Linked DNA regions of Homo sapiens: all the other regions are linked to region 1. Evidence: chromatin loops called from intact Hi-C (ENCODE). Cell type or tissue: PC-9. All regions are shown on one strand. Links, peaks and the distances in the headings refer to the core of each region. The heading gives the core; the rest is flanking DNA. Region 1 overlaps LOC107987065 (a long non-coding RNA gene). Region 2 holds the start of LOC107987064 (a long non-coding RNA gene). Region 3 has its middle 100 kb from the start of SHB.

Region 1 (11,035 bases), core at 1,661-9,660:
GATTACATGTTTATAGTAATTAGCATGTAATTTTATAGTAAATAGTGTGTTTATAGTAATTATCAGATCATTGGGTCTGACAGGCAAATTTCTTTTTAAAGTTTGATGTTAAATATATTTTAAAGTGATCATAATTTATTGATTTTTTTAAAAAGAACAATGATAATATGGCGATAGGTTCTGGGACACATGAGATAGGATTCTAGATCAAAAAGGAAGCAGAGATTTGCTTCCAAAGAATAGAATGTAGAAAAGGAAATAGCAGCTTCACCATGGAGAAACCTGGCAGACTCCACTTTACCCAAGTGATCCAGGTGAGCCTCCCCAGTGATGTCATGTGGCTATCATGTATCCATTGGTATGATGTAGCCAGAGGGCACTTCATCTCTGTTGAGTGTTTTCCATAAACCTTAACCTGTCTAAGCATGAGAAGAACGTTAAACAAACCCAGATTGGGGACATTCTACAAGATCCCCAGTCAGTCCTCCTTAGAACTGTCAAAGTCATGGAAAACAAGGAAAGACTGAGAAACTATCCCAGACCAGAGGGGACCATGGAGACTCATGACAACTAAATACAATATATGCTGGATGGGATACCAGTGCAAAAAGAGGACATTAATGGGAAGACTGGTGAAATCTAAGTAAAGTCTAGACTTTACTTATTAGTAATGTACCAATATCAAATGTCTTTGTTTTGATGTGTATAGCATGATAATGTACAATGTTAACAATGGAGGAAACTGGATAAGGGGTACATGGAAATTCTCGGTACTATATATGTAAATTTCTTGTAAATCTGAAATTATTCCAAAATAAAATGTTTAATTTTTTAAAAAAAGAAACAGAAAAACTTTTGGATACCAAAATTAATAAAGTCATTTGGCAAAAATAGGAAAAGAATGATTAATAAACAAAGTACCTTACTTCTTAGAAAATGCCATAGAAAAACTCATTTCATCCTAGTTGATGGGGTTAAGATTTTTAGTAGTTATAAAATTACTGAGAAAAAATTTTGAAACTAAACCAAAATATGGGGATTTGTGTAAGATGTTGTCTTATAACCTCCATGCCTTGGCTTGGTGTTAAAATCAGAGCTGCAGAAGGTGCAGGAAAACAAGGGTCACTAACTCTGGAAGGGTTCCTAAAAACTTTTTAGAAGAGGGGGCATTTTGAATAGGGTCTTGAAGGATATATAGGAGTTATCAAGCTAACTAGAAAAGATAAGAATAGGAATCCCTGCAATTATATTTAATAATATTTATTGGTTACCTGCTAATTGCTAAGCACTAGACTAGGCCCTGGGACTTTAGCTATAAATTAAACTGAGAAATAGTATCTGCCTTCATGGTGGTTTTTTTTTTTTATTTCTTATTACTTTCTACAACAGAAATTACACTGTGGTAAAGATGGTGTGTATTTGTATGTTTGGTAGGCATCCTAGGACTATCAATCACTGGACCTGCCCACCCACTGTGCCCACTCTGACTTCTAAGGGATGACACTACTCCACATTCAGCCTCTGCTGCCCAGGCCTCCGTGTTCTTGCTCCAGGCTGGCTTTACAGGTATGAGACCTCTGCAGTTGTACAGGCACTTGATTTTTATGCTCTACTGTGGCTGTCTTGAAATTCCTAGTAATTTGGCCAGGCATGGTGGCTCACACCTGTAATCCCAGCACTTTGGGAGGCCAAGGTCGGCGGATCACCTGAGGTCAGGAGTTTGAGACCATCCTGGCCAATGTGGTGAAACCCCGTCTCTACTAAAAACACAAAAATTAACCAGGCACGATGGCGCACGCCTGTATTCCCAGCTACTTGAGAGGCTGAAGCAGGAGAATCACTTGAACCCAGAAGGCGGAGGTTGCAGTGAGCTGAGATCATGCCACTACATTCCAGCCTGGGCAACAGAGTGAGACCTGGTCTCAAAAGAAAAAAAAAATTCTTAATAATTTTACCCTTCAACCTGCTTTGTAGTGAAGTCTGATAGTACAATGGAGCCTGCACGTGAGCAGAGGATATATGCCAGGTGGTAAGGCATGCATGCGTGGGCTCAGGTCTGCAGGGACAGTGTACACTGTGCAGATCAAGCAGTTGGCCTTGCCACCTGAAGTGCATACACACTACACTTGGGGTGTGTCCAGGGTGTGGTAGGACCCTGAGGGGTGGCCAGGCCCAGGACCTGGGCTCATATTGGTGGCAGTGGTGGCAGGAGTCAGGCCCCAGGAGAGAGGAGATGTGGCTACACTGCAAACAAACCACCCTTGATGGCGAGTGAGCTCTTTGCCCTGCAGCAATATCATCAAGCCAGGTACCTAGGAGAGACTGAATGATGAGCTGCTTCCTTTCCAAGGGTGACCACCAGCAGGAGAATGTGCTATTGAGTGACTAACGTTATTTTCAGTTGTGTCCACTGAAAAATGGGGTTAGAAGTATAAATTTTGATGACCTAAAAAATGAATTTGTAGAAAAATGAGTCAAAGAAAGCTTATAATCAATCAAGATATTACTAAAGTATTATTGAAGGATATAGAAAAGAAGAAATAAGCAACTCCATAGACTCAAAACCTCAAAAACTACTACTATTTGGGTGTATTTCTCTCTAGATTTTGCTGTGCATATTTTGACACAATTTGAATAACATATATTCCATCAAGTGAATATACCATATTTGCTTTCCTTGACATTTATGTGGTTTCCAATTTTTTATATTAAGACTTTGCTTTACATCCTTGTGCATAATTGTACTTTTAAATAAACTGTTTCATTTCAAAAAAGCATAAAGTTTTTCATGAATTTCAAGTAATTTTTAAACCCAGAATCTCTGTTCTTTTTTCTCTATGGTCTTCTTAGGTGAGCCATTCACTCATGTGTTTGGTTATTTCAGTACTGACTTCTCCTTAACTTTATAATAATCAAATTTAATAGCTTAGATGAAATGGACAAATCCTTTGGAAGATGCAAACTACCCAAGCTTCACTCAGGAAGAAATAGATAACAACAATAACCCTATATCTATTAAACAAATTGAATTTAAGATTGAAAAGCTTCCAACAAAGGGAACTCCAGACTCAGATGGCTTTACTGGTGAATTCTAATACCAAGTCATTTGAGGAAGAAATAATGCCAGTTCTACACAAACTCTTACAGAAAATAGAAGAGGAGGAAACACTTCTCATTTTATAAGGCTGACATTTCCCTGATACCAAAAGCAGACAAAGACTCTCCAAAAAAAGGAGAAAACTACAGTCTAAAATTCTTTATGAATATAGATGCAAAAATCCTCAACAAAATATTATCAAAGCAAATTCAGCCGTGAACACAAAGAATAATTCATAATTGCCACATTGGGAAATAAACTAAATGTCTTTCAACTGGTGAATAAATAAGCAAACTGTGGTGCATTTATGCAATGGAATACTGCTCAGCAATAAAAAGGAAGACTCAAAAGGCTTCATACTGTAGTCCGCTATTTATATGACATTCTGGAAAAGGCAAAATTATAGGATCAGAAAATAGATGATTGATTGCCAGGATGGGGAGAAGGATGTCGATGGAGGCACATGCATAAGGGAATTTTTTGAGGTGATAGCATGGCTCTGTATCTTGATTGATGTAGTGGTCACATGACTGTATGTGTCAAAACTCACAGAACTGTATACCAAAAAGCATACATTGTATTATATGTAAATTATATGTAAATACAACATGCAAATAATACCTCATTTTAGTATATGTAAAGAATACCTTAATTTAAAAAAGAATTAAAAGGCCATCTATGCTTCCATTTATGATGTCCTGGAAAAGATAAAACTAAAGGGACATAAAATAGACCAGGATTGTAGGAGTTGGGGTGGAAAGAGGGGTCTGATTACAAAGAGGCAGGAAGCAGCACTTGGGGTGATGGAAATATGCTATGTCTTGATTATGGTGGTGGTTAAAGGCTGTGTGTGTTTCACAGATCTGTATACCTCAAGCTGGTGAATTTTAGTATATGTAAAACCTTAATACATCTAACTTTAAAAAGTCTTATGCCCCGGATCTCACATGACTGCTTGGTTTATCTATGGCAGCAATCCTTAAAAGGACATATGTATACATTTTTCTCAAGGCATTTATTTATGTCAAATTATCATCAAATGCCCTGCCTCCAGATCTCAGTTTTCTAATCGGTAAAATGGGGATTTGGCCCTGTTACCATGTCTTTTAATGGAGAAGGGCATGTATATTAGGCTGTTCTCTCATTGCTATAAAAACAATACTTGATACTGGGTAATTTATAAAGAAGAGAGGTTTAATTGGCTCACAGTTCTGCAGGCTGAATGGGCATGGCCCCAGCTCTGCTCGGCTTCTGGTGAGGATCTTAGGAAGCTTACAATCATGGCGGAAGGAGAAGCAGAAGCAGGTGTCTCAGATGGTGACAACGGGAGCAAGGCTGGGGGAAGTGCCACACACTTCTAAAAAACCAGATCTCGGTCAGGCACAGTGGCTTATCCCTGTAATCCCAGCACTTTGGATGCCGAGGTGGGTGGATCACTTGAGGTCAGGAGTTTGAGACCAGCCTGGCCAACATGGTGAAAACCGGTCTCTACTAAAAATACAAAAATTAGCCGGGAGTGGTGGCCCGTGCCTGTAATCCCAGCTACTTGGGAGGTTGAGACAGGAGAATCACTTGAACCTGGGAGGTGCAGGTTGTAGTGAGCCGAGATCAAGCCACTGCACTCCAGCCTGGGCGACAGAGCGAGAGTCTGTCTCAAAAACAAAAACAAAAAAACAGATCTTAAGAGAACTCATCATCTCAAGGACAGCACCAAGCCAGGAGGGATCCATTCTCACGACCCAGACACCTCCTACCAGGCCCCACCTCGAACAATGGGGATTACATTTCAACAGGAGATCTGGGCGGGGACAAATATCCAAACCACGTCATCATGGTTTTGAAGTTTGACAATCCTAAATTCAAAATCTGTCTCCATGACTTCCCAGCTGTGTGCCTTGGCACCTTAGGTCACCTTACCAAGCCCCAGTTACCTCATAGGAAAGCTGCGAGGACCAAATGGCAGAGTGCATAGTCAGGTGCAATGACAGGCACCGAGTAAACCTGCCATAAGTGGCACCAGTGTCTCAAGTCCTGCTAGTCCCAACGCATACAGAACTGTACAGGGAGACACAGAACTCTGGGATGGGCACCTGTGGTGGGCCAAATAATGCGCCCCAGACATCCACATCCTTATCCCCAGGACGTGGGAATGTTGCCTTGCGTGGCAAATGACACTTTGCAGATGGGATTAAGGACTTGAGATGGGGAGATTATCTGGCTTATCCAGGTGGACCAAATGGAATTACAAGGATCCTTATAAGGGAAAGAGGGAGTTAGGAGAGACAGAGGCAGAGAAGGGGATGTGCAAACAGAAGCAGAGGTTGGAGTGACGTGGGTCCACCAGCCAAGGAATGCAGATCACCTTGCTGGAGAGGCAGGGAGATGGAGCTTCCCCTGGAGCCTCCAGAGGGTGCCAGCCCTGGTGACCCATTGACACTTCTGACCTCCACGAAGCCACCGAGTTTGTGGCACTATGTTACAACAGCCACAGGAAATCAACACAGCGTTTCGGGTGAAGGGATCCTATTTCCCAGACCAGTGGGACTTGGTGTGGTGCATGAAGGGCATAGCTCTGAATGTGAATTCCATGTTCTTGGAACTGGGCCCGACTGGGGCAATAGAGAATGCAGGGCCCCAGCAAACATGGAAGCTCTGAGTACAGTTGCTCCTGACCATGGTCTAATGCGTGTCGTCCACCTCCTCCCTCCTGGCTCACAGACCCACCCAGTGATCCTGCCTCTGTCCTCTCACCCCCGCATCATGAAGCAGCTGCCGGTAGGCTGGACCTCCATAGGGAAAACTGTTAAGTGTGTGTCCACTCCAGAAGCATGACCCTCCCCGGTTTTCTCAAGGACCGTCCTGAAAACTTCACCCTGCGTCTGATGACAAACCAGTATTGAATTTGGAAGCGATTCAGATCCTGCCTTTTTTTGGCTTTGTTTTTTTTTTGAAGGTGCTTTCCACTGATGTCCACTGGAGGGTACTGTGTACGTGTTTATAGGAGGCTCTGAACACAGAACTCAGCATCCGCGTGGCATGCAAACACTGAAGTAGAGAAACATGGACAAAGACATATCTACACACGTGTGCCTATGTTCAGACATATGGATGCACACAGACTCACAAATCATCACACACATAGCAGTCACACATATGCGGATAGATGTGTATATCTATATACAGTCATACGTCACTTAATACGGACGCGTTCTGAGAAAGGCGTCATTAGGCAATTTCCTCTTTGTGTGAACATCGTAGACTGAACTTACACAAACCTAGATGGCAGAGCCTACTACACACTGAGGCTGTACGGAATAGCCTATTGCTCCCAGGCTACAGACCTGTACAGCAGGTACTGTGCTGAACACTGTAGGCAATTGTAACACAATGGTAAGTATTTGTGTATCTAAGCATAGCTAAACATAAAAAAGGTACAGTGAAAATACCATATTATAATTTGGGCCACTGTCGCATATGTGGTCTGTCATTGATGGAAACTTCATTATGTGATACATGACTATGGAGGTACATAAACACGAGCAAGTACGCACGCAAACATGTACTCATGAATACAGTCACGGTGCCATAAAACACACACACAGAGGTGCACGAAGCACATATCCACATACATGGTAGATATGTTCAGATACACACAGGTTTACATAGGTTCATCTACACACACATACACATACACACACACACACACACACACACACGCACACAGACCATTAATCCATACATGCATGTAGCCGATTATCATTGGCAGACAAACAGCCACATGCAGAGTGTCATGAATACACATTCTGACATGCAGACTTAAGCATAAAAACATAGACATGCATCCGTGGCTAAACACCAACACGTGTGCACATACGTGTACTCCCTGGCCTGGGCCTTTGCTACTTCACTTGTTCAAAAAATGCAATCCCTTGAGGGATGATTAACACTGTGGTGTTTTCTAAAGAAAACAATGGAAATGTCAACTTCATTGTCCCTATAGAACTGTTTTATTTGTTAAATGTTAGTGAAAGGCATTTCTAATAATGTACTGAGTCTTTTAAGAGAAAAATAGTAGCCCTGCTCTGACAAAGCAGAAAACCCAAACCATAGTTTCGCAAACACCTAATTAACACATGGAAGGCTCAGAGCTACTCTAAAAGAGATTCTGTTTTTTTTTTTTAAAGTGGAGAAATTTCAGATTCAGATAAAACCAAAAAATTATGTGAAGTTGAAGAATTGTTAGGTCCAAACAAGTCCTTCCTTCTCAGAAAGGGTGATGATAAAGAAACATGGAGACTTTGCAAATGATTATCAGATGGCCAGGCCTGGAAATTTGCCTTTGATAAGACAAAGACATTAAAATAAAGGAAAACATGAAAGGAGAGAGAGAGAAAAGGGCCTATGAAAACAGTTGACTCTATAATAACATTGCAGAGCTGAGAAAAGTCAGCTGTCAGAAATGCATTCCGCTTGGCAGCCAAGCCCTGCCATGAAGTGCGAGTGGAGCACACTCCAGCAGAGGATCCAGGGGGTGTGAGCAGCTTTGCATGGACACACGCTGTTTATTGCTCGCCTCTCTTCACAGGATCCTCAGAAGGCAGGGGAGGATGCTCAGGGTCTGGGCAGGACACCCAGGTCCAAGTCCCATTTCTGCCACCCCCATAGCGGCTCCCTGCTCATCCCTGGGTCTCGGTCTCCCTAGGTATACAGTGAAGAAGTTGCCTTCTCTAATCGCTAAAGTTCCTTCCTCCTCTGACACTATCATTACCAGCTCCCTGCACCTCTGACACCCCACTGCCTCTGGTGACCGGAATCATTGCAAGTGGCTCTGTTTGTGCATTTAACAAAGTGCTGGTTCCAGCCCATCAGCTCAATACCAGCGAACAATAGCTCAGGAATAGATAAAAGGCATTCATCAGGCAGCCAGGCCCAATTATCATGTCACGCTGAATGAATGTATTTTAAAATCTTTTCTGACAAGAAAATGTTCCATGTAGGTACCTTCAAATTAGCTGGAAAATCCAGAAAATTTGCTATTAGGCCTTCTTTGAAGAACCTTTATTCCCCCCCACTGTTCCAGAGGAATTCCTTGGATATTATTAATTCCTTCCAAGAGTGTGACCTTGTGCCTCCTGCTGGGACTGAGACACTTTTCCTGTCTGCTCAACTCCACGGGAGCCATTGCAGATGACACACACATGGCCCGAATGGGAGATCACCTGTCCATCAATTTCAAGTGTCTGGGCGCTAGTGGAAATTCTGTTCAGTTTTGCTCCACCAGCATTTGCTGAGCATCTGTTGTGTGTCTATGAGCCCTGCAATAAGAGCTGAGTCCACCCAGCTCTTGCCCCTGAAGGGAGACTCCACTAAAGGGGGCATGCTTACAAACAGATCAGTGTCAGGGGGAGGTCATGTACCAGAGCTGAAAGCCAGACAGACTTCATTTTGAAGCCTGATTTCGTCACTGGCTGTGTAACTTTGGGCAGGGGACTTCACCTCTCTGAGTCTCACTTTCCTCACCTCCAGAATGGGGGAGAAGCACATAACTCTGGGGGTTGTTGTGAGGAGGGACAGTTTCAGGGGAGGCAGGCCATCCCTCCCTTTGACCCACATCGTGGTCAAGGCCTGGCACCCCAGCCTTTTCCCTGGCTCCCTGGGCTGAAGGGTTGTTTCTGACCTCTTCTCCACTCACAATACAGCAATCTTTCTGCGGCTTTATCTTCAGCTTCATGGTGCAGATGGTTCCATTTGGCTGTGGCCTGGGAGAAGAGATTTCTTTGGCATGGTGAGAAATTGTGTCAAATGTAGAGCTACCTGGAACTCGTGGCTCTGGTGTGGAGATCTGAAAAGGCAACGGCAAGCACTTGGTGGAAAAGAGACTGACTCAGGGTATTAATTCCCAAGTGAATACAGAACAATCTGCTTGCATCTTCATGTGACTGTGGGTTTGTGCAGGAGCAGTTGCTAACTATGGGAGATTTCTCATCAACCCACAGAATTCCAGGGCTGGAGGGGGATCTTAGAGGCCAGCTAGTTCTTGTTTTACAAGTGGGGAAACAAGTCCAGAGAGGGGAAGGGGCCTGCTCAACAGCAAACAGTGAGCCATGAACAAGTTGGGCCTGGATCCCAGATGTCCTGTGCCCTTGGCCTCTGTTCCTCTTTTGATCCTGCTGTGCCGCAGATCACCACCTAGAGGACTGGGATTGGGCTCCTCTTTCCAGCCTTCCTCCTGGCCCCAGTCCCCTTGGTTCTGCCCTGCCCGAGCCTACAGACTCTTCTTGTTCTCAGCCGTGGGACATCTCAGGTTCTTCAGTGCCTTAGTGTGGAGTTCCTGCCTCCACCAGCCCTGGGGACCCCCAGGCCTCAGGAGAAGTCCACACATTCCCACTGGCACCTCTTCAGTGGGATTACTCCCAACTAGTCAAAGTTGGGCTTTGTGGATGATGGAATCACAGAGTGAAGATTTGACTCTAAGTTAGCCCTCCATGAAAGGGGGAGCAATTACACCAAGAACAGATAAGTGGTTCATGCCTGCCATCCCAGTGCTTCAGGAAGCCAAGGCAGGAGGATGGTGTGAGGCCGGGTGTTTGAGACAGCCTGGGCAATACAGTGAGATTCCATCTCTACAAACAAATTTTTAAAAATTAGCTACTCAGGAGGCTGAGGCAGGAGACTTACGTAAGCCCAGGAGGTTGAGGCTGCAGCAAGCAGTGATCGCACCACTGCACTCTGGCCTGGGTGACAAAGCGAGATCCTGTTTCAAAAAAAAAAAAAAGCACATCCTCACTGTGGCTCTCCCTCCATCCTGCCTCCCTCCCATGCACCTCACATCTCTGGACTGTACTCCCTCGGCTGTGTTGACTCTGCTTTCTGGAGGACGTAGCAGGGACACTTTGTTCTCCCCGCATCAGAAAGGTTATCCTGAATCATTCATCTCACACCATTGTACCCCCAGATCACAGAGACGTTGTGATCCAGAGGAGGGCTCAGGGTCCCAGCCAGGCAGATCTGAGTGCTGGCCCCACCCCCGGCTGGCTCTGTAGACTGAGGAGGTTGCAGAGGTGGATACTGGGGGGCAGCTTGCTCAGCACCCTTCTGCACTGCTGGTTGGAGAGGCTGGAGAGCTGACCTTGTGTTTTCTGTGTTCTCCCCACTCTCATGCAGCTAGGGCCCTGGGGCATCAAGTAGACACACTCCTGTGAGGTCTGCAAAATGCAAGTGAGTCAGGGGTCACCTTCCTTTCTGTCTCCTTGGCTGTTCCCAGCAGTGGGCAAGGCTGAGGTTTTCCTGTGGCAATGACCCAGTGTCTGTTACCCACATCCCTGGAGCAGTCACAGTGGCAGAATAGTCTGAATGCTTCCTCTGCACATTCCTGGTCAGAGTGAAATGAACAAAGTCCTATCTGGAGAAAGTACCAGGCAACACATGCTCAATTAGTAACTAGGAGGATGCAGATAGATGTTTTCCTTTTCCTAAGGAACCGCAGCTGAACTGGCCCTATGACTAGGGTGACTGCAAAAGTAAACACGAGCCACTTATCCCTTTTTTCTAAGAGACGGAGTCTTGCTGTGTTGCCCAGGCTGGAGTGCAGTGATACAATCATAAGCTCACTGCAGCCTCGACCTCCTGGGCTCATGTAATACTCCTGCCCCGCCTCCCAAGAAGCTGGGACTACCAGGACGTGCCACCATGCTTGGTTAATTTTTAAATTTTTTGTAGAGATGGGATCTCACCATGTTGAACTCCTGAGCTCAAGCCATCCTCCTGCCCTGGCCTCCCAAAGTGCTTGGATTGAAGGCATGAGCCACCACGCCCAGCTGATGCTTTAAAAATCTTAACTAAACCTGAACCTGCTTCCTCTGAGCCTCGTGCTTCACCCTTTACGAAGTGCTTTCTCACGCATGACCTCATGTGCCCCTCTGTTCAGCTGGGAGGTAG
Region 2 (11,035 bases), core at 903-8,902, 140 kb after region 1:
ACTCGAAGGAAGGGACCACTACAGAGGTGTAAGCAGGATGTTGCGGCACCCAGACACTAGCAACAGTGGGAGCCACTGACACCCCTAGGCCTGAAGGGGCTAAGAGAAGGAATGCTGATTTATTTATTTTTATTTATTTATTTATTTATTTTTTGATGGAGTCTCACTCTGTTGGCCAGGCTGGAGTGCAGTGGTGCAATCTCGGCTCATTGCAACCTCCAACTCCCGGGTTCAAGCGATTCTCCTGCCTCAGCCTCCCGAGTAGCTGGGATTACAGACACCCGTCACGACACCTGGCTAATTTTTGTATTTTTAATAGAGACGGAGTTTCACCATGTTGGTCAGGCTGGTCTCGAATGCCTGACTTCATGATCTACCTGCCTCGGCCTCCCAAAGTGCGGGGATTACAAGCATGAGCCGCTGCACCAGGCCTGGAATGCTCTTCTTAAGAGCCTAGTGAGGCAGAGCCTAGTGAGGCAGGGCCTAGTGAGGCAGGGGCCAGTGGCTCATGCCTGTAATCCCAGCACTTTGGGAGCTCAATGCAGATGGATCACTTGAGGCCAGGAGTTTGAGATCAGCCTGGTCAAGATGGCAAAACTCGATGTCTACTAAAAATACAAAAGTTAGCCAGGCTTGATGTCATGTGCCTGTAATTCCAGCTACTTAGGAGGCTGAGGTGTGAGAATCACTTGAACCTGGGAGGTGAAGGTTGTGGCTGCCTGGCACACCATGGTCACAGAAGGACCCAGACCCTGCCATGACATGATCTTAAAGCAAGAAGGGAGCAGGGAAGAGCTACCCTGACTATTCCTTCTCTCCTTCTCCGATCGCCCAAGTGCCTCCCATGGACTGAACCCAACCTAATGCCTGAGGGCAAAGGAGCCCAGATGATACCATCCATGTGGGTCAGCCCCCCAGAGACAGGGCAGGGTGGAGAAAGTCAGAGGATGGCCCTGGAAGGGATTACAAATAGAGAAGAACCAGCCCACCCTGAAATGTGACTATCAGATTTTCCCAGTAAGTACCTCCTGATCAGGGCTTGACAAGTCCACTGTTATTTTTAGGTTAGATGTTGGACATGATAACTCTATAATTAGGGACAGGCAGGTTTTCCTTACTCCTTCTTCCCTTTTATAAAGTTGTTGCCTTTCATGATGACCCTGAGCCTGTAGGGCCCTCTTGTCCCATATCACAAAGGTGAACATTATGGCTCAAGCTGGAGACGACACCATGTTCCCCATCCCTTCCAGTTCAGGGAGAGTGGTTGAGGGGGCTCCTCCCAGGTAGTACCAGGGAGTCTATCCTGACACTAGACCCTTCCTTCCAGGCAGGGATAGGCAGTGTTCCTTGAGGACTCAAAATACACAGTTCACATCAAGAACCACCTTCACCGATTTTGATTGTACACCAAAGATATCATGAGTCTCCAATCAAACTCAGATATTTCTCCCCCTCCTGAGCATCTCTCCTCTCCCCTTAGTCCTGCCCTGATCTGGAGCAAGCCACTAGAATTCAAAATAATACCTGGAGAAACTAATTTGAAACCTCTAAGTCACTCAAAGAGGCACAGATGGTCTGCAAAGCAATTTTCCCAGTGACTTTGGGAGAAGAGGGAGGAGTGTGAAGGAGAGACCTGACTGTCACCATCCATGAGACAATGCAGCAGGGATTAGCAAAACCACATTGTTAACATCAGCCAGAGCTTGTTCATACTCAGCACAGATTCAGCAAACCCAATATTATTGCAATTTTGATATCCTACGATTTACTTCCTCTATTCTCCCGGTAATAATTCCCAACTTACTTGCTTTTCTTCAAATTCCCCAAATTCTTTACATCCTTTAAGGTCTATCTTAAGAGGCACCACTATCATTCATTCATTCATTCATTTATTCAACTGATGCTTTTGAAACCTGCTTTGTGCCAAGTACTGGAGCTACAACTGCCGTAGAGACAGGCTTGGCCCTGGCCCTTGGGGAGGGTTTCTCCATCAAGCAGTCTTTTTCATCTTTGACCTCTCCCTAAGCACCCCTCCCCGATGGCCCTATCACATTTGACCTTCGGTGATGATCACATAAGTCAGCGTCTAATCCTCCCCACCAGAATGCCTGCTCCTGAGAGACTGAGATGGCGCCTTTCTCTAAATGGACCAGCGTAGCACCAAACACACATTAGATCGGAATCCAGCACGGATTTTTCAAACAGATGAAGCCAATCGTTTAACCTCCGCCTCTTCATCTGTATAATGGGAAACATTATCTCAGGGTTTTCTGAGTCGAATGTTCTGAGTTGATGAATGTGAAAGCACTTTGCAAATTGTACGCCTCTAAGCCCCAGAGGGGAATAAGCCTGTATTTACCACCATGACCACGCACAGCAGTTAACCAAAAAGAAACTCCATCCAGCTCTTCTGCAGATCCAGGATTGCAGTGTGAATCTCTCTGGAATCCGAGAGACAAAGCAAGTGCTGAAGAACCCCCGCCCCAACCCTGCATCCCTCCTTGCAGTTAAAAGGCGGGTCAATTACCACTGGCTCATTTGTAATCATTACAGTTGTGAGATTTTCCTGCTGATTGCTCCAGTTAAGAAGCCCCTCATCCATGGAAGGGGCTCAGGGCTTGAGAGCTCCTTTTGTCTTCCAGTTCCATCCAGTCCCACCCACTCTGAAGCTGGGAGAAAGGGTGTCAGGAATGGGGTGCAGGTGCCAGTCTGCCCTCAGTATCTATGAAGCCTCAAACGTTTTTCCAGGCTAACTTCTGATGGAGGAGCTCGAGAGATAATCCCATTATAGAAAGGGACCCCTGGACATTTTCATCAAGTTGATGCATATCGTCCATATTTCATCATCAGCCAGGCAGGCTTTCTCACTCTTTTGACACGAAAACAGACAGGTGGGGCTGTTTTGATTTGGGCTGCCTGGTTTTTTTCCCCAGGGAAGCCACTTCCTCTGGCTTGCATGATAATTGAATTTCACGGATGGAATCTTTCACATACTTCTCAATTAGGGATGTGTACAGGCAGCAAGATTTTTCAGGTGTTGATCTATGATTCTCACTCTATTTTTTTTATCTTTAATCTTAATTTCTGCCAGCTCTAAATCCAGCTTTGCTAAATAGTATTATTCTGACTTAAATGATCTAATCTGTTTGCCGTAAACCGGGTACAGCTGAAAATCGTGTATGCAGGAGATTTCCTCATTAATCACAGCTGACAAGAAATCAGAAATCAAGCAGCAAAATAGTCTCCGAAGGCCAAGTGCGGAGAAAGTGGGAGAAGTAGCTAACCGGGTCTGCTGGCCGAGCTAGGAGGGTGGGGGTTAGTCCCAGCTCTGTTTCCGAGGCTCTGGCTAAGTCTCTGCCCTCTGTGGGCTTCAGTTTCTACTTCCCTTCCTTTAAAAAAGGAAGGAAGGAAGCAGAGATGGGGGGGTGTCAGATCAATTGAGTCCTCAGGGATCTTTTCAGCTGCAACATTCTCTAAGCCTATACATGACCCCCCAAAAATGCCACCCAAATGACATCTTGGTATTTAAACGCACAGCTGAGGCTGGGTGCGGCGGTTCACACCTGTAATCCCAGCTACTCAGGAGGCTGAGGTGGGAAGATCGCTTGAGCCCCAGAGGTTGAGGCTGCAGCTCACTGCAAAATCACACCACTGTACCCCAGCTTGGACAACAGAGCAAGACTCAGCCTGAAAAAATAAAATAATAAATGCACAGCTGTTATTGACTCTTAAGAACACTAAGAGAACCTATAGTCTCAATCACTTTATCACAGCATTTTCCGAAGTGAGGGAAGCAAGATGATCGCAGGTAGTAAAGGAACATGGAATTCAGTCACACAGCAAAGCTGTCCCTCTTTCAAGCCCCATTCTTCTCAGCAGCTCAAGGAGAAAGGGCTCCGTTGGGTGCGAGCACATCGTCCATGCCTCTCTCAAGCCGACTCATCTCCCAGGGTAACAGACAGACAGCAGCCCTGGGCACCGCAGTTCCCTTGTCAAGCAGCAGATCCAGTTAGCCGCCAATATATGCTTGGTGGTGGGGCTCTGTGTGGTTTCTTTTTGTCCATATAGGGTAAAGGGTGTTTCCTTTTAGACATACTTGTTAAAGAGCTGATTTTAAAGAATATTACGTTAACGCAGAAGCTATGTGACTATGGCAAAAATTAAAAGTAGTAAGAATGTCTGGTTTCACAGTCTCTGGAAAAATATTTAGTGCCTGGTGGAAGGCCAGGCACTATTCAGGAACCAGGAAGACAGGTGAGTGACACCCTTAGGTCCTTAACCTCCCTCCCAACCCCCCAGTCCTATTTCCTGAGTGTCCAGGCTACCCTTACACCCCCACACCACCCCCAGCCTGCATCCTAGCGCCGATCACAAAGCCAGCACGCTCACCCCCGTGGGGGCCAGGGTTTCATCACTCTGCAGTAGGTGACCAACTCTACTGGTTTGTTTGGCCTCAGGCATTCCTGGGATGAGGGACTTTCCATTTCCAGGCAATCTGGACCATCTAGTTGGTCATCCTCCCGGTGAGCCCGCCCACTCCAAAAGTCATGCCTCCCTCCAGCTTCCTCACCCTCACCTCCTGGCTGTAGCTGCAGCTGCGGCGGAACAGCCCCCTCCCCCACACCCACAACCTGGCACCCTTCCAGATTCTGGTCTCTGCTTAGCACCGCCTGTCACCGTCTTTTCTAACCCTCCCCCACTCCACTTAAGAGCTACTTCACACTTCCCCCGCCCTCCCGGAGCCCCCCCCCCCCCCCGCTCCATTCGCCACTCTTCTCTCCCTCCACAGATGAGTTTGCTCCACTTGAGGATACAGAGCACCCCGGCAGCAGGTATGAACGAGCCCCCTCCCTCCCTGCCGACCCCCCCCTCACCTCCCCTTGCACCTGGATGCAGGCAGTCCAGCCCCCGCCCCCTTACTCTGTTCTCCTTCGTCTCTCCTGTATCTGCAGTCACTCCCATCCTACTGGCACCTTCCTGTCAATAACGCCCTCTCCATCAAACTACCCTCTCTCTTGTTGCGCCCAATAGCTCTCAGGGGGCTGTCTCCACTCCCCTTTCTCATCCCTTCCAGTCACTCACTTCCCCATCCCTGCACTTTGGCTTCTGCTTCCTCTAAAGCAGCTCTCTCCACATCTCTCTGATGCACTGCTAACTGCCAAATCCAGTGGATACTCAGTGTCCTTTGTTCTGAATGTTTTACAGATATTATCTCATTGGGCCGGGCGCGGTGGCTCACGCCTGTAATCTCAGAACTCTGGGAGGCCGAGGTGGGCGGATCGCCTGAGGTCAGGAGTTCAGACCAGCCTGGCCAACATGGTGAAACCCCGTCTCTACTAAAAATACACAAATTAGCTGGGTGTGGTGGCGGGCGCCTGTAATCCCAGCTACTCAGGAGGCTGAGGCAGGAGAATCGCTTGAACCCAGGAGGCGGCAGTTGCAGTGAGCCGAGATCACACCACTGCACTCCAGCCTGGGCGACAGAGTGAGATTATCTCAAAAAAAAAAAAAAAAAAAAGTATTACCTAGTTGAGCAAGACTATGTGTTAACATGAAATAAAATGATACAGGCCAGGCACGGTGGCTCAAACCTGTAATCCCAGCACTTTGGGAGGCCGAGGTGGGCGGATCACCTGAGGTCAGGAGTTCGAGACCAGCCTTGGCCACACCAACATGGTGAAACCCCATCTCTACTAAAAATACAAAAATTAGTCAGGCATGGTGGTGTGCACCTGTAGTCCCAGCTACTCGGGAGGCTGAGGCAGGAGAAGTGCTTGAACCCAGGAGGCGGAGGTTGCAGTGAGCTGAGATCATGCCACAGCACTCCAGCCTTGGAGACAAAGCAAGACTCCATCTCAAAAAAAAAAAAAAAGGAAAGAAAAGAAAATGATACAACAACCTAGCAAGATAGGCATTATTTACCCCCCACCTTTTACAGATGAGGCAACTGAGGAACAGAGAGGTTAAGTATCTTATCTAAAGTCACACAGCTACATGTGATGGAGCAGATGGCTCAGAAATCTGTGCTCCTAACACTCCCCTCTGGCACCTCTCTGCCACCTTCACTTCTGATGTTCATTGCCTTCCTCCTAATTTTTGTGTCCCCAGCACCTGGGATAGGGTCTGGCTCCCAGAGGCTGCTCAATAAGTGTTGTGGACTGAACTCACTGAATGCTTGTGGTGCACCCCTGTCCTCAGGGAAGTCATGGTCTAGGGGAGGAAGCAGACAAGTGACTGAACAGCAGCCACCAGTGTGCTCTGTGGGACATTTTCAGAGGCCTCCAGGGACACAAGGAGGAGAAGATGACAAGAGTGATGGAGAATAATAATAGCACCAGCCACACCAGAGTGGCCACTGTTTGTTGAATTCTAATATGCACCAACAACTATGCTAAAAAGTTTACATTATCTCATTGAGTCTTCAAAACAATCCTGTGAGGTAGGCATTATTTTTAAGCTCAGTTTAGAGATCAAGAAACCAAAGTTCGGAGAGGTTCACAGGGAAAGCTAGTGGAAAAGATGGAGCCTCCAACCTGGGGCGGGGTGTCCGGAAGGCGTTCCAGAGGTGGTGCCTCCTGAGCAGGGTTTTGAAGCACCATTGGGAACCAGTCAACTGAAGAAGAGCACAGGGGTGCTCCAGGGGGAGGACACAGCAGCTACAAAGGCCCAGAGGCCAAGAGCCTGGGCCCGTCAGGGAACCTCAGACAGCTGGGTGGGCCGGAGCTCAGAGAATGAAATGGGGACTGGGAAACCTGAGGCTTTCATGGGAAGCAGGTAGAGAAAAAGGGAGCCTGGCAAGGCCACTGGGAGGAATTTCAGCTCCATGGACCAGAGGCTTTCAAGTGGTGGTGTGTGTGTCAGAACTGCAAAACTGCAGCCTTGAGCCTCCCTCCCAGGTAATGTGTATCAGTAGATCAAGGACAAGGTTCAAGAATTTTTGTTGTTTTTGGTATATGCCTCATTAAGACTCAACTATACTTAACAGCTTTATGAAATATAATTCACATGAATACACTGTACATATTTAAAGTATACAACTTGATAAGATTTGACATATGTTTACACCCACGAAACCATCACCAAGACCGTGAGCTTCTCCTTCATCCCCAGAGCTTTCCTCTTGTTCTTCATAATCCCTCCCCACCTCATCCTCACTGGTTGGCTTTCTGTCACTACAGATTAGTTTGCATTTCCTAGAATTTTATACAAGTGAAATCATACAGCATGTATTCTTTTTTTGTCTGTCTTGTTTCTGCAGCATGATTATTTTAAGATTCATTCTGAGGTAGGCACCACATTTCTATCAATAGTCTGTTCCTTTCTATTGCAGAATAGCATTCCATTGTATGGATGTGCTATAATTTATCCATTTACCTGTTGAGTGACAAATAATGCTGCTATGAATATTTGTGTGCAAATATTTTAATGCACATATACTTTCATTTGTCTTGGGTAAACACCTCAGAGTAGGATGGCTGGATCATAAAGTATAACTTTTTGAGAAATGCCAAGTTATTTTCCAATATAGTAGTACAATTTTACATCAACATCAGCAGTGGATGAGAGCTCCAATTTCTCCACATTCTCAACAACACTTGGTATGGACAGTCTTTTGACATTTAGCCTTTCTGATAAGTACACAGTGGTATCTTACTGTGGTTTTAAATTTGATTTCCCTGATAACTAATGATAATGAGCATCTTATGTTCTAATTTGCCTTCTTTGAAGCATCTGTACCACTCTTTTGTCCACTTTTAAGTGGGATTTTTTGTTTTCTTATTATTAGATTTTGAGATTTCCATATTCTCGATACATATCCTTTATCGGATATATGAATCCCAAATATCATTTCCAGACTGTTGCTTATCTTTTTGCTCTCATAACAATGTCTTTTGAAGAGAAGTTTTTAACTTGATTAAATCCAATTTATCAAATTTTTGTTATTTATTTATTTATTTATTTATTTATGAGATGACATCTTGCTCTGTCACCCAGGCTGGAGTGCAGTGGCACGATCTCAGCTGACTGCAACCTCTGCCTTCTGGGTTCAAGTGATTCTCCTTCCTCAGCCTCCTGAGTAGCTGGGATTACAGGTGCATGCCACCACGCCCAGCTAATTTTTGTATTTTTAGTAGAGACGGGGTTTTGCCGTGTTGGCCAGGCTGGTCTCAAACTCCTGACCTTAGGTGATCCACCGGCCTCGGCCTCCCACAGTGCTGGGATTACAGGCATGAGCCCACCGTGCCAGCCTCAAATTTGTTTTTATAGACTGTGCTTCTGGTGACATAGCTAAGAAATCTTTGCCTAATATGAGTTTACAAAGATTTCCTCTCATGCTTCTTTCTAAAAATATAGTTTTAGGATTACAATTAGGTCTTTGATCCATTTGAGTTAATTTTTGTATATAGTACAAAGTACAGATGTAAGTTATTGGTTTTGTGGGGTTTTTTTGCATGTGAATATCTAGTTGTTCTAGCTTTTGTTAAAAAGTTGTCTTTTCTTAGCACCTTTGTAAAAAAAATCAGTTGTCCATATATGTGTGAGTTTATTTCTGGACTGTTTATTCAGGCTGTTTATTTTCTTTTATTGTTAGCTATATTTATGTCAGACAAAATAGATTTCAAGACAAAAACTGTAAGAGGAGACAAAGGTGGTCACTATATAATGATAAAGGGATCAATTCAGCAGGAGAATATAACAATTTTAAATATGTAGCACCCAACATGGGAGCACTCAGATACATAAAGCAAACATTATTAGAGCTAAAGATAGAGCCCAATACAAAAATATCTTGAGACTTCAAAACCCCACTATTAGCATTGGACCAATCTTCCAGACAGAAAATCAACAAAGAAACATTAGATTTAATTTGCACCATAGACCAAATGGACCTAATAGATATTTACAGAACATTTCATCCAGGGGCTACGGAATACAGATTCTTTTCCTTAGCACATGGATCATTCTCAAGGATAGATCATATATTAGGTCACAAAACAAGTCTTAAAACATTCCCAAAAATTAAAATAATATCAAGCATTTTCTCTGACCACAATGGAATAAAACTGGAAATCAATAACAAGAGGATTTTTGGAAACTGCACAAATATATGGAAATTAAACAATATACTCCTGAATGACCAGTGGGTCAGTGAATGAATTAAGAATAAAATCAAAAATTTTTTGGAAACAAATTATAACAGAAACACAACATACCGAAACCTATGGGATACAGCAAAAGCAGTACAAAGATGGAATTTTATAGTTATAAGTGCCTCAAAAAAATAAGAAAAACTTCAAATAAATAATGATGCATCTTAAAGAACTATAAAACCAAGAACAAATCAAACCCAAAATTAGTAGAAGAAAAATAATAATAAAGATCAGAGCAGAAATAAATGAAATTGAAATGAAGAAAACAATACAAAAGATCAATTTAACAAAAAGCTGTTTTTTTGAAAAAATAAATGAACAAACCTTTAGCCAAAGAAAAAGGGAGAGAAGACCTAAATAAATAAGATCAGAGATTAAAAAGGAGACATTACAACTGATACCACAGAAATTCAAAGGATCATTAGTGGCTACTATGAACAACTATGCACCAATAAATCAGAAGATCTAGAAGAAACAGATAAATTCCTAGACACGTGAAATCTATCAAGATTGAAACATGAAGAAACCCAAAGCCTGAACAGCCCAACAACAAGTAATGAGATTGAAGCTGTAATAAAAAGTCCCAGCAAAGAAAAGCCCAGTACCCAATGGCTTCACTACTGAATTCTACCAAACATTCAAAGAAGAACTAATCCCAGCCAGGCGCGGTGGCTCACACCTGTAATCCCAGCACTTTGGGAGACCGAGGTGGGCGGATCATGAGGTCAGGAGATCAAGACCACCCTGGCTAACACGGTGAAACCTCGTCTCTACTAAAAATACAAAAAATTAGCTGGGTGCGGTGGCGGGCGCCTGTAGTCCCAGTTACTCGGGAGGCTGAGGCAGGAGAATGGCATGAACCCAGGAGGCAGAGTTTGCAGTGAGCCGAGATTGTACCACTGCACTCCAGCCTGGGTGACAGAGCGAGACTCCGTCTCAAAAAAAAAAAAAAAAAAAAAAAAAGAACTAATCCCAATCCCACTAAAACTATTCCTAAAAATAGAGGAGGGAATACTTCCAAACTCATTCTATGAGGCCAGTATTACCCTGATACCAAAACCAGAAAAAGATACATCAAAATAAGAAAATGATAGGCCAGTATCACTGGTGAATATTGCCTCAAAAACCCTCACCAAAATACCAGCAAACCAAATTCAACAACACTTAAAAAGATTGCTCATCGGCCAGGCACGGTGGCTCACATCTGTAATCTAGCACTTTGGGAGGCCAAGGCGGGTGGATCACCTGAGGTCAGGAGTTTGAGACCAGCCTGCCAACATGGTGAAACCCCATCTCTACTAAAAATACAAAAATTAGTCAGGCGTGGTGGCATGCGCCTGTAGTCCCAGCTACTCGGGAGGCTGAGGCAGGAGAATCGCTTAAACTCAGGAGGCAGAGGTTGCAGTGAGCCAAGATAGTGCCACTGCACTCCAGCCTGGGCATCAGAGCAAGACTCTGTCTCAAAAAAAAAAAAAAAAGATTTTTCATCAAGACCAAGTGTGATTTGTCCCAGGGATGCAAGAATGGCTCAACATACACAAATCAATTAATGTGATACATCATATCAAAAGAATGAAGGACAAAAACATATAGTCATTTCAATTGATGCTGGAAAAGCATGTGATAAAATTCAGCATCCCTTCATGATAAAAACCCTAAAACAAAACTGAGGATAGAAGGAACATACCTCAACATAATAAAAACCGTATATGGGCCTGGCATGGTGGCTCACGCCTGTAATCCCAGCACTTTGGGAGGCTGAGGTGGGTGGAACACCTGAGGTTAGGAGTTTGAGACCAGCCTGGCCAATATGATGAAACCCTATCTCTACTAAAAGTACAAAAATTAGCTGTGCATGGTGGCACATACCTGTAATCCCAGCT
Region 3 (11,035 bases), core at 983-8,982, 190 kb after region 1:
TAAAGATTTATAATTGTTATATATTCAAAATAACTGTACCCTTTATTGAAATAAAAGCTCTTTAAGGCCAGGGTATGGTGTCTCATGCCTGCAATCCCAGCACTTTGGGAGATAAAGGCAGAAAGATTGCTTGAGGCTAGGAGTTGGAGACCAGCCCGAGCAACATAGCGAGAACCTCATCGCTTAAAAATAAATAAATAAATAAATAAATAAATAAATAAATAAATAATAAAACCTCTTTGTTGCATTGAATCTGTTTGGTTTTGAATCCTGCTTAGCCTGAAATTAATATTAGGGCTCCTGCTGTCTTTATGTTTGTATGTGCTTGATGTAACCTTGCCTGTCATTTACTTTCATATATATTTTTTATTGGGGGAAAATATACCATTTTAACCATTTTTAGGCCTACAATTCAGTGGCATTAATTACATTCACAGTGTTCTGCAACTATTACAACTATTTCAAAAACTTCATTCTCCCAAACAGAAGCTCTAACCATTAAGCAATAGCTCCTCATTTCCCCTCTCTCCAGCCTCTGGTCATTTCTAATTACTTTCTGTCTGTGAATTTGCCTATTCTAGGCACCTCAGTATCCGTCCTTTTGTGTCTGACTTACTTCATTTCACTTAGCCTGTCTTCAAGGTTCATCTGTGTTTTAGCATGTATCACAACTTCATTCCTTTTCGTGGCTGAATAATATTCTCTAGTACATATATAACACATTTTGTTTACTCAGCAACCTGCTGATGAACACTTGGATCACTTCCACCTTTTGTCTACTGTGAATAATGCAGCAATGAACATTGATGTACGAGTATTTGTTTGAGTCCCTGCTTTCAATAGCTTTGGGTACACACCTAGGAGAGGAATTGCTGGATCCTATTTGCTTTTTGCATTACTGTTTTACTTTATTTTGAAAGCCTCTCTTATAGGAAGCATACAATTTGAGAGTTTTTGTCATAAAATAAAGGAATATAGCCCATTTACACTCATTGTTGAAATAGATTATTAGTATTATATCTATTACCCAAAAATTATTTTAATGCTTTCTTGCTTCTTCCAGTGCTTGCTGTTTGGTATGGTGACCACGTATTCTTGGCATTTTATCTTTTCCTCTGTGTGTGCATGTGTGTATACATATTGCATATGTTATATAATTATATACTATTTATTGTAATTCATTTTATATTATGTGTATTTATACATGGCACATTATCTGTCTAGAATTCTACAAATAGTTATTTTAACTTTTCTTTTTCTTTTTTTTTGAGATGGAGTCTCGCTCTGTTGCCCAGGCTGGAGTGCAGCGGCGCAATCTCGGCTCACTGCAAGCTCCGCCTCCTGGGTTCACGCCATTCTCCTGCCTTAGCCTCCCGAGTAGCTGGAACTACAGGTGCCCGCCACCGCGCCTGGCTAATTTTTTGTACTTTTAGTAGAAATGGGGTTTCACCGTGTTAGCCAGGATGGTCTCAATCTCCTGATCTCATGATCTACCCGCCTTGGCCTCCCGAAGTGCTGGGATTACAGGCGTGAGCCACCACACCCGGCCAGTTATTTTAACTTTTCAAAAGTATTCTTTAACTCACAAATTTTTTCTAACTATTAATCAAGAGTACATCAATACTTCCCAAGTTCTCTTTGCTTCTTCTTGAGAATATTTCTAACTTTTCAAATTTTGAGCCACTTTTTAAATTCTTTAGACTTTTCTCTGTTTAGCAGGCATTTGCACCCTGTCATTTCATTTCATGGCTTCCCTATTCTTGATTCTTAAATGTGTTTCATCTCTTGACAATTTTAAATACTTCTCAGAGTTCCTTATTTAAAAAGGGCTCAGTGTGGCATATTTCTTAAACCCTTGCATATTTGAAGGTATCTTTCCTAAGACTTCAAACACTGTAAGTACCTTGGCTGGACATCAAATTACTGAATCACAATCTTTTTCTCTGTTCTTCTGAAAACTCTGTAGACGTTCTTTATCCAAATTGAGGGCACTAAGAGCTTGAAGCCAGTCTGATTTTCCTTCCTCAGTAGATTTCCTCTTTATTCTGTGTATATACTTGTAGGCTTTTAAAAATCCTGATTCTTCAAACATTTTTGCAGGGTGTCTAGCTAGAGGTCCATTTCCAGCCATTTTGTCCTGGGATATATCAATCTCTAGTGAGCTACACACTCAGGGTGTGCATGGTGGTCCCTTATCTGTTGGATGATGGCTTCTCTCTGGTCTCACCCCTCAGGATCACCAAATGTCTGCTTGGTGCTTCTGTGCTCCCTGGTCTCCATATATATAAACTTTCCTCCTGCCTTTTTAATTTCTGTATCTTTTTCTCTGCATTTTTGATGAGATTTCTCGACCTTGACCTCTACAGCACTGATTTAATATTTTACGGTACCAATTCTGTTCTTTAATCTCACCCAGGGATTAGCGGTGGGTTTTCATTCTGTGATTACATTTTTAGTTTCTCTGACAGTGTTTCCTTTTCTTATCAATTCCCTTTTCATTTAATCTTTTTTTTAAAAAAAAAATCTCATTCTGTGGCTTTTTAAAGAATGCCTGCCCTTCTCTTTATGGCTTTCTACCTTTATTTCATAGGGGCTATGTCTTCTGACATGCAGAGTAGGATGTTGAGTAAGATTTTCCCTTTAGATCAAGAACTGTTGTTAGGAGGACCCAAAATGAGGATGAAGGGCTGGGTGCCCAAGTTCTAGTTAAAGGGATGCAGCCTATGTAGACCCTCTGACTTGATCCTGTAAAGCCACCTTCTTGGGGGCTTTGGGCCATTCTTGGGGTTCCTGGACAGACAGCTGGGCCTGCATTTCTGAGAACGCTCCTACAGAACCACGACAAAGCATCAATTCCCAGCTGTCTCCCTTCCCTTGAAGCTGACAAAGGCAGAGTTTCCAGAGCCCAGGAGGTTTCTTTTGCAGCAAAAAAGCTCCAGGGCTCGACAGAGTCAACACTGTTCCCTGAGGGGAACTCGGTTTTTCACCAGCTTCTAACCAGAGCCAAGTCCTCCTTCAGTTTTTTCCCAGACTTCCTCCTTGCCTCAGCCTGGGAACAAAAGCATTTCAACAAATCCACAGGATCATGCTAATTGGCAAATAACTCAGGCTCTCGTGCCCTGAGGGGGTCGTAGGTCTGTTGGGCACTGCCAGGGGAAGAGGAAAACTGAGCACCTTAGCAAATGCAACAGCTCCTATATTTAATTGCATTTAAATATGTCCCCTCAAGGAGTCTGCAGGCCCTCAGGGGTACAGGAAGTTATGAGCTAAAACAATTTCTCCTAATTGCTGAACCAGACAACCCAAACAGAACCCTGGGTTTGAGATTCTCATACAGAAATCAGCTCATTCTAATTATTGGGTCAGCTAAGACTCCACCCTAGACCAGGGTCTCCCAAAGTGGCTTTCTCAAAGCACTATTTCTATAAAATGTTAATAGGTGTTTCTGAAAATAGGGTTCCAATTAAAATAAACTTGAGATATGCATAGTAAACAGAGTGGCAGGTTTCTTTCCTGCAGGACTTCTTGGCATCTGGCATGCTAATTGCCTATTATTCAGTCAATCATTGGGCATACACTGAGTATCTGCTGTGTGCCAAGCATTGTGGAAACAGAGATTCCCACATGGTCCATGTCTGCAAGCTTACGGTGAGTTTTATAATACCTTAGTACTCAGTACCGGCAACATCAGATGAAAACTTGTTAGACATGCAGGCTCTCCAGCCTTGCCTCCACACTTACTGAATCAGAATCTGCATTGTAACACACTTCCTGCATGATTAAAGTATGAAAAGCCCTGGAATAATGCATTGCTAGGAGAGAAAAGGAAGGAAAAAAGAATGGCTGAACTGGGAAGCCGGGAACTTTGCTATGGAACCCAGGTAAAACCATGGGCAACCAAACTGGGGAGGGGCACATTGTCCTCACTTCAGCTTAGACAGTGAGGCTCAAGCCAGGAGGACTGAGAAGAATGCAGTTCCATTTTGGCATCAATATTTGTTGAGGCAAGGTTCAACTTTGAGGAAAAGAATGTTAGAAATAAATTTTCAGTGCTGCAAAAGAAATAGCACTCGAACATAAATTTAATTTTCTCACCAAGGCAATTTTACTTCTAGAGAAGGGTGCAACTCATAGATGGAGCAATGGCAAGAGCACACCTGAACAAGGGAGGAGAAGGGGTTTTTATTCCTGATGCAGGTAGCCCTTACTGCTGTGTCGTTCCACTATTGGCTAGGGTTGGTCCGCACAGTTTAAGCTAATTCCGATTGGCTATTTTAAAGAGAGCAGGCATACGAGTCGGAGTGGCAGGGTGAGTAGTTTGGCAGGAGGGATGGTTACAGAACAGATGACTCAGGATGACTCAGGTCAGAGCAAGTGACCAGGGGTGAATCAGGACGGAGCAGGTTATACAGGCTAGTAGGAGGTAGTTTACTGAAACTAGGGGCAAGGAGACAAAGAGAACGAGGAAGTTAAACTTTAAAATGAAGAAAAAGAACAGGGGAGCTGTGTTAGATATAGTGAACTCCAAGTTTCTCTTCAAAGAATCAGTATGTCAGTATGGTCAGCTCTCTTATTCTTTGTTCTTCATTTTAAAGTTTAACTTCCTGGTTCTCTTCAATCTTTTGTCTCTAGTTTCAGTAAACAACTTTCCCACCAGTTCTAATCAGTAGTTCACATCTGTTCCCCTGGTCACCTGCTTTGACCTGAGTCACCCCTGGTCACCTGCTCCATCCTGACTCATCCTGAGTCACTTGTTCCGTAACCGTCCTTTCCGCCAAACTACTCACCCCACCACTCTGACTCATACCCTTGCTCTCTTTAAAATAGCCAATCAGAAATTAGCTTAGACTGTGTGATCCAACCCTAGCCAATAGGGGAACAATACAGCAGTAGGGGCTAGCTGCATCAGGAATAAAAACCCCTTCCCCTCCCTTGTTCAGGTGTGCTCTCGCGATTGCTCCATCTGCAAGTTGCACCCTTCTATAGAAGTAAAAATTGCCTTGCTGAGAAAATTAAATTTATGCTCGAGTGCTATTTCTTTTGTAGCATCAAAAATTTATTTATAACAGCTAAACATACTGATATATTGGTTCTTTGGAGAGGATCTCAGAACTCATTGTACTTAACAATTTACAGGCTAAAACCTTTGAAAAGGAATTTATTATATCCTACAAGAAAAACCCCAAATAATAGTCTCTTAAACAAGATAAAATGTTTACCCTTCTCTTACTTTCAAGAAGTCTAGCAGTTAGAAGTACTGGGCTGGTATGACATACTACAGGATCAAGGACCCATGTTTTTTCTATCTCATTACTATACCACGCATGGCTTCCATTTCCAAAGTCAACTCATGGTCCAAGATGGCTGCCAGATCTCCAGACATTACAGCTGCACTCTAGCAAGCAGAAAGTGAGGGAAAAGCCTGTTGTTTTTTTTTGTTTGTTTGTTTGTTTTTTTTGACAGAGTCTTGCTCTGTCACCAGGTTGGAGTGCAGTGGCGCAATCTCGGCTCACTGCAAATCTCCACCTCCTGGGTTCAAGCAATTCTCCTGCCTCAGCCTTCCAAGTAGCTGGAACTACAGGTGCGCACCATCATGCCCGGCTAATTTTTGTATTTTTAGTAGAGGCTGGGTTTCTCCACGTTGGCCAAGATGGTCTTGATCTCTTGACCTCATGATCCTCCCACCTCAGCCTCCCAAAGTGCTGGGATTACAGGCATGAGCCACTGCGCCCGGCCATCTTCCTGCTTTTAAAGGCACTTCCTTAACAATTATACACAATGTCTACTTATATCTCATTTGCTTCAACTTAATCACACAACCACACCTAGCTGCAAGGGAGGCTAGGGAATGTCCTCTTTATCCCAGGTGGCTATTCACCCAGTTAAAAATCAGAAGTCTGCTACTATAAGCCATAGCATCTTTCAGGATCATGTTTGGGAACACTAAGATATGTAACTGACAACCAAAATGAGTAACTGAGACAAAAGTCTCAATCACTGAGGGTTATTAAGCCAGCTTTAGGGTACATCTAGGAGAAAACATGAGCCACAGACACATTTGTGACTGTTTTTCCAAAGAGGTTTTCAGGAGGTTTAGGATTTATACATTTCCTTGAAGAGGGGGAAAGGCATGTAGGGTAGGCAGTAAGGTAAACAGTTACATTCTTGTGAGACTTCAGTTAGTGCCCAGTAAATCTACATTTTACATAAGATAAGGTGAATGTCTAAAGAAAAAAAGGAAGTAAAGGAAGAATCAATTATCCAGTCTCTGGGTAGGTAGAGGAAATGACTCTTGACTTTGTTCTGCACCTGGGAAGATAAGCTTGTAATAGACACTATCAGTGTGGAGTTTTAGGAGCTAGACTTAGATTGTTGACCCAGAGTTACAATTGGCATGTCCTTGTTTATAGAGGCCAGCAAAGAATTTACTTATGAATGATCTGTGGGGGCAGCCCTTTGCAGATGCCTGAGGCCTTTTACCTTCCTCTAGGGATGCATAAGTTTAGTAATAGTTACTCATTTGGAAGAGAGGGCTGCAAGGACTCAGCCTTCAGGCTTAAGCTTCCCTTTTACATAAGAAGTCTCATCCCTGTGTCTGCTGCTAATGTCACCTGTGGCAAAGTTGAGTCCTTGTCTTAAGTTATATAAAGGAAAATGAAAAATCTCATGACAGGCCAGGCACAGTGGTTCATGCCTGTAATCCCAGCACTTTGGGAGGCTGTGGTTGGTGGATCACTTGAGGTCAAAAGTTTGAGACCAGCCTGGACAACATGGTGAAATCCCGTCTCTACTAAAAATACAAAAATTAGCCAAGCACAGTGGCACACACCTGTAATACCAGCTACTTGGGAAGCTGAGGCTTGAGAATTGCTTGACCCGGGAAGTGGAGGTTGTAGTGAGCCAAGATCATGCCACTGCACTCTAGCCTGGGCAACAGAGCGAGACTCCACATCAAAAAAAAAAAAAAAAGAAGAAGAAGAAGAAGGAGAAGGAGAAGGAGAAGGAGAAGGAGGAGAAGGAGAAGAAGGAGAAGGAGAAGGAGGAGAAGGAGAAGAAGAAGAAGAGGAAGAGGAAGAAGAAGAAGAAGAAGTTGTTGTTGTTTGAGGAGTCCTGAGATTTTTTTTTTTTTTTTTTGAGACTGAGTCTTGCCCTGTCACCCAGGCTGGAGTACAATGGCACGATCTCAGCTCACTACAACCTCTGCCTCCTGGGTTCAAATGATTCTCCTGCTTCAGCCTCCCGAGTAGCTGGGACTACAGGCACCCGCCACCATACCTGGCTAATTTTTGTATTTCTAGTAGATACAGGGTTTCACCATATTGGCCAGGTGGGTCTCGAACTCCTGAACTTGTGATCTGCCTGCCTCGGCCTCCCAAAGCGTTGGGATTACAGGCATGAGCCACTGCACCTAGCCTGTCATGAGATTTTTTATTTTCCTTTATATAACTTTAGACAAGGACTCAACTTTGCCACAGATGACATTAGCAGCAGACACAGGGATGAGGCGCCTATTTCATGGGACCAAAGAGTACAGACATCAGCGGGTAGCCAGAGCTGGCAAACACAAGAAGACTGTGAGCATATGTGGGACCCTTTCATAGCACAACCTGGAGAGATTTTTGAGATGGCTGAAGATCTAGCAGATTTTAAGTTATTATTATTAATATAACCTCCTTTCTACCCACAGTGTGTGAGAACCAGGGAGTTCAAGGTTACACTTGTTTCCAGCATCAGAGGGAAAGAGACAGATGGCATGGTTCTGTCAGCTCTATTACTTTGGGAGTTGGATAGGGTCATCCCACTCAATGGTTCATCATTTCTCAACTTCCAAATAATGAGAATAACATTAAGTTCATGGGGAGAATTTTCTGAATTTAAATTTTGTATTTATATATTTTCCTTAAAACACTAGTGCTTGCAACTGCTTGCCTACTTTTGAGCAGAGGTTTTTTTTTTTAGTGAACAAATGGCAAATGGCAAAATAAATATTAATGGGAAACAGAAACAGAATAAAACTGCAACTTCAACAAGTCTGCAATGAACACCTGGTTGTTACTACATTTTGCACATGTAGAAGAGAGCCATGTTTCCTACAGGTAAAACTGTTTCTCACTCTCATTTGCAAGATGAACTTAGATGTGCTGAGATTTCCTGGTGGACTACAAAGGTACAATGATGTCCAGACACTCTGTCCCTGAAAGGAGTGGAGGTCCACTGCTCTAGAAAAAGGTTAAAGGCAGGCTCTGAAACTTGGGAGGCCAAATCAAATGGCCCTGCCATCTTCCATAGCCCAAGCCATGATGACCCCCACATCCCAGCAGTCACAAGCCCTGTTTGGGCCTCCCAAATGCCTCACTGTGCACCCCCTGCACTCTGAGAGGCTAGAAAACATAAGGCTAAGGGTATGGACCCTGGAGCTGGACTGCCTGGTGCAAATCTCATCTTGACTTAGTAGCTCTGCAACCTTGTACAAGTCTCCTAACTGCTCCATGTCTCAGTTTCTGCATCACTGAAATGGGAATAATAATAGCACTTATTGATGAGGGCTGTGAGTGAATGCACCTGAAGCACATGGCCATCTGAGTGTCGGCTCCTGTTACTGTCACCGCGGTTACTGCTTCTTAGACCAGGCCTCATGGAGGCCACTAGTGTTCTCCTCAGAGCCTTGGCCCAAACCACTGGACAGTGAGTACCCAAAGCCCTGAGCCCTTCACTCACCCATCCAAAACCTCCAGTGACTCCTTGAGAGCCACAGAATCGAGTAGAAACTTCAAATCATCCCATTCAATGCTCTTCACGATATGGAGATTGACAGGTGTTGAAGAAGGGAAGGAGGAAGGGGATCAAATAAAAGAACACAGGGAAGGAAGGAAAAGATTGACTAGGGTGCTGCATCATTGCTTCTGCTCATTGGCTACTGTCCTAAATGCGTGGTCAAGTTGGAAATCAATTGTTTGGTTAAGTTGGTCATCTTAGGAGTCTGTTCCCTCTGCGTTTCAAAACCTAGACTGTAATTGGGTTAATGTCAAGAATAACTTATCACTCTAAGATAGGCATTTGGGGATTTTTGTCTGTAACTGGCCAGGAGAATGTAGCTTTGTGGATCCCCTGGGTGTTCACGGCCCTTGACTGGTTGCACTATGAACAAGATCAACCTAACAGGACTTGGAGGTGGACATCTGCAGAATTCGCCTACACTTTCTCTTCTGGACAAATCAGAGACACCCAGTGGTACTGGGCCCATCCACTACCACCACCACCACCCCCGCCCCAGCCCAGCCCAGTTTCCTGAGGACTGTCCCAGTTGGAGCAGGGAAAGCCCTGCATTGCGGGAAATCCCTAAGTTCCACAACAGGATGGTTGGTCCCCGCAAGGACCTGGCATCAGTGAATTCAGTCTGGCTCTCAGGGACTCCACGTTTGCTCCAAGAAGATACAAAAAGAACCCAAATTCCTCAGGACTGTAGTTCTAGCAAGGGTTCACAGATGATTTGTTATCAGAGCTTCTGGGAAGCTACTGGCTTCTAACTAGGACCTTCAGTGTTGACTGAAGTTTGGGCATGTGTGGTCAGCCTGGAGCCTGAGTAGCTTCAGCTTTTGCTTCCACACCCTCATAGGCCTCACCGCAGACCAGCTACAGAATCTCTGAGGAAGGCCCCCAGGCAGCAGCGTTGTAAAATCTCACCAGGTGATTCCAACCCACAGCCAAGTTTGAGAGAGCCAGTGATCTGGAACAGGGGCTGCAAACTTTTTCTGTAAAGGACCAGAGAATGACAACTTTTGGCTTCATGGGCGATAGGGCCTCTGTCCTGACTGCTCAACTCTGCCATCATACGGCAAAGGTAGCCACAGACAGTACATGAACAAATGGGCATGGCTGTGTTCCAGGCAGAGCCAGCCTCATGGGCGTTCAGCCTGTGCAAGCAAAGGGCCCACACTTAAAAGGACCCCTGTGCCTAGCTTAGTTCTCTGCCGTTGCTGTCTTGACAGTCTTCATAATTTTTGAACAAAGGGTCTCACGTTTTCATATTGCACTGGGTTCCACAAATTCTGTAGCCAATCCTGGTTCCAATAAAACTCTGTTTACGAAAACAGACATTGGGTCACATTTGCCCCGTGGGCCACAGTTTGCCAACCAATCAGTGATCTAGAGCCTTGTGCCCAAAGTTCAGTCCACTCGGAGTTGGTATGGAGACCAGCAAAAGCAGCAGCAGCAGCTGGTGGCTTGTTAGAAACCCTGAGTCTCTCGGCCAGGCATGGTGGCTCACACCTGTAACCCCAGCATTTTGGGAGGCCAAGGTGCGAGGATCACTTGAGCTCAGGAGTTCGAGACCAGCCTGGGCAACATAGCAAGCTCTTGCCTCTACTAAAAATAAAAGTTAAAAATTAGCTGAGCATGGTGGTGTGTGCCCATAGTCCCAGCCTGCTCAGGAGGCTGAGGTGAGAGGATCATTTAAGCCCAGCAGTTTGAGGCTACAGTGAGCCGTGATCATGCCATTACACTTCAGTCTAGATGACAGAGTGAGGCCATGTCTCAAAATAACGACAAAAAAAATTAATCCCAAGTCTCACCCTAGGCCTGCTGAAACAGAGTCTGCAGTTTAGCAAGATCCCCAGATGATTCCTCTGCACAGCAAAGCTTGAGAAGCACTGCCCAAAGAAAGGGGTTTAAGAATGGGGTTGACCACAGAAATGAAGTGGGGGTGTTTTAGGCAGGCATTTTCTTAAAGCTGGCTCCTTGAAGCTCTGTGTGTGCGTGTATGCACATACCCATGTGTGTACAGGTATGTGGAAATAAACAAAGGTCTTGATTTGCTTGAAACAGAGCCAAACTAAACAAAAAGCTTTGTCCTCAATATAACCTGCACACCCATTCATCCATTCACTCATTTACGCACCACACACATTCTCACACACATGCAGTGGTTTACATTCACACGCAGGCACACGTTCACAGGCATACCCGCTCACTCACCTGCACATATACATTCTCACCACCATTGCTGCCCGCTGCAGGAAGCACAGAGGAAATGTGG

Evidence for each region. Hi-C counts contacts between places; a loop is a spot of excess contacts. Peaks named below come from ENCODE experiments on the same cell type or tissue, not always from the same donor. Only the 100,000 strongest peaks of a DNase experiment are listed, where the experiment ranks them.
Region 2: a loop joins it to region 1, with 9 times the contacts of the local background. A loop is called at or near these places in 3 of 110 quality-filtered maps.
Region 3: it touches region 1 in a loop (11-fold over the local background); 11 of 110 quality-filtered maps call a loop at or near these places.

What each region holds. Positions count from the first base shown.
Region 1 is chr9:38,358,254-38,369,288 of GRCh38, reverse strand. All of the region lies in intron 1 of LOC107987065 (a long non-coding RNA gene), which reads right to left. LOC105376040 (a long non-coding RNA gene) reads left to right here. Exons shown (of 4, transcript XR_929605.1): 3 at 1,435-1,566. Among named protein-coding and RNA genes, the nearest start is that of ALDH1B1, 29 kb to the left of the region's middle. In PC-9, for the core only: a CTCF peak has its summit at 6,073 (motif pointing right); a DNase peak (open chromatin) is centred at 6,028.
Region 2 is chr9:38,220,782-38,231,816 of GRCh38, reverse strand. LOC107987064 (a long non-coding RNA gene) reads left to right here and starts at 4,770. Exons shown (of 2, transcript XR_001746667.2): 1 at 4,770-4,832. RefSeq lists a silencer at 4,471-4,765. In PC-9, for the core only: no CTCF peak of the experiment used is centred there; DNase peaks (open chromatin) are centred at 4,496 and 5,156; H3K4me3 peaks cover 1,412 bases; H3K27ac peaks cover 3,027 bases.
Region 3 is chr9:38,164,797-38,175,831 of GRCh38, reverse strand. No RefSeq gene overlaps it. Among named protein-coding and RNA genes, the nearest start is that of SHB, 100 kb to the right of the region's middle. RefSeq lists an enhancer at 4,086-5,285. In PC-9, for the core only: no CTCF peak of the experiment used is centred there; DNase peaks (open chromatin) are centred at 4,391 and 4,771; H3K27ac peaks cover 3,239 bases.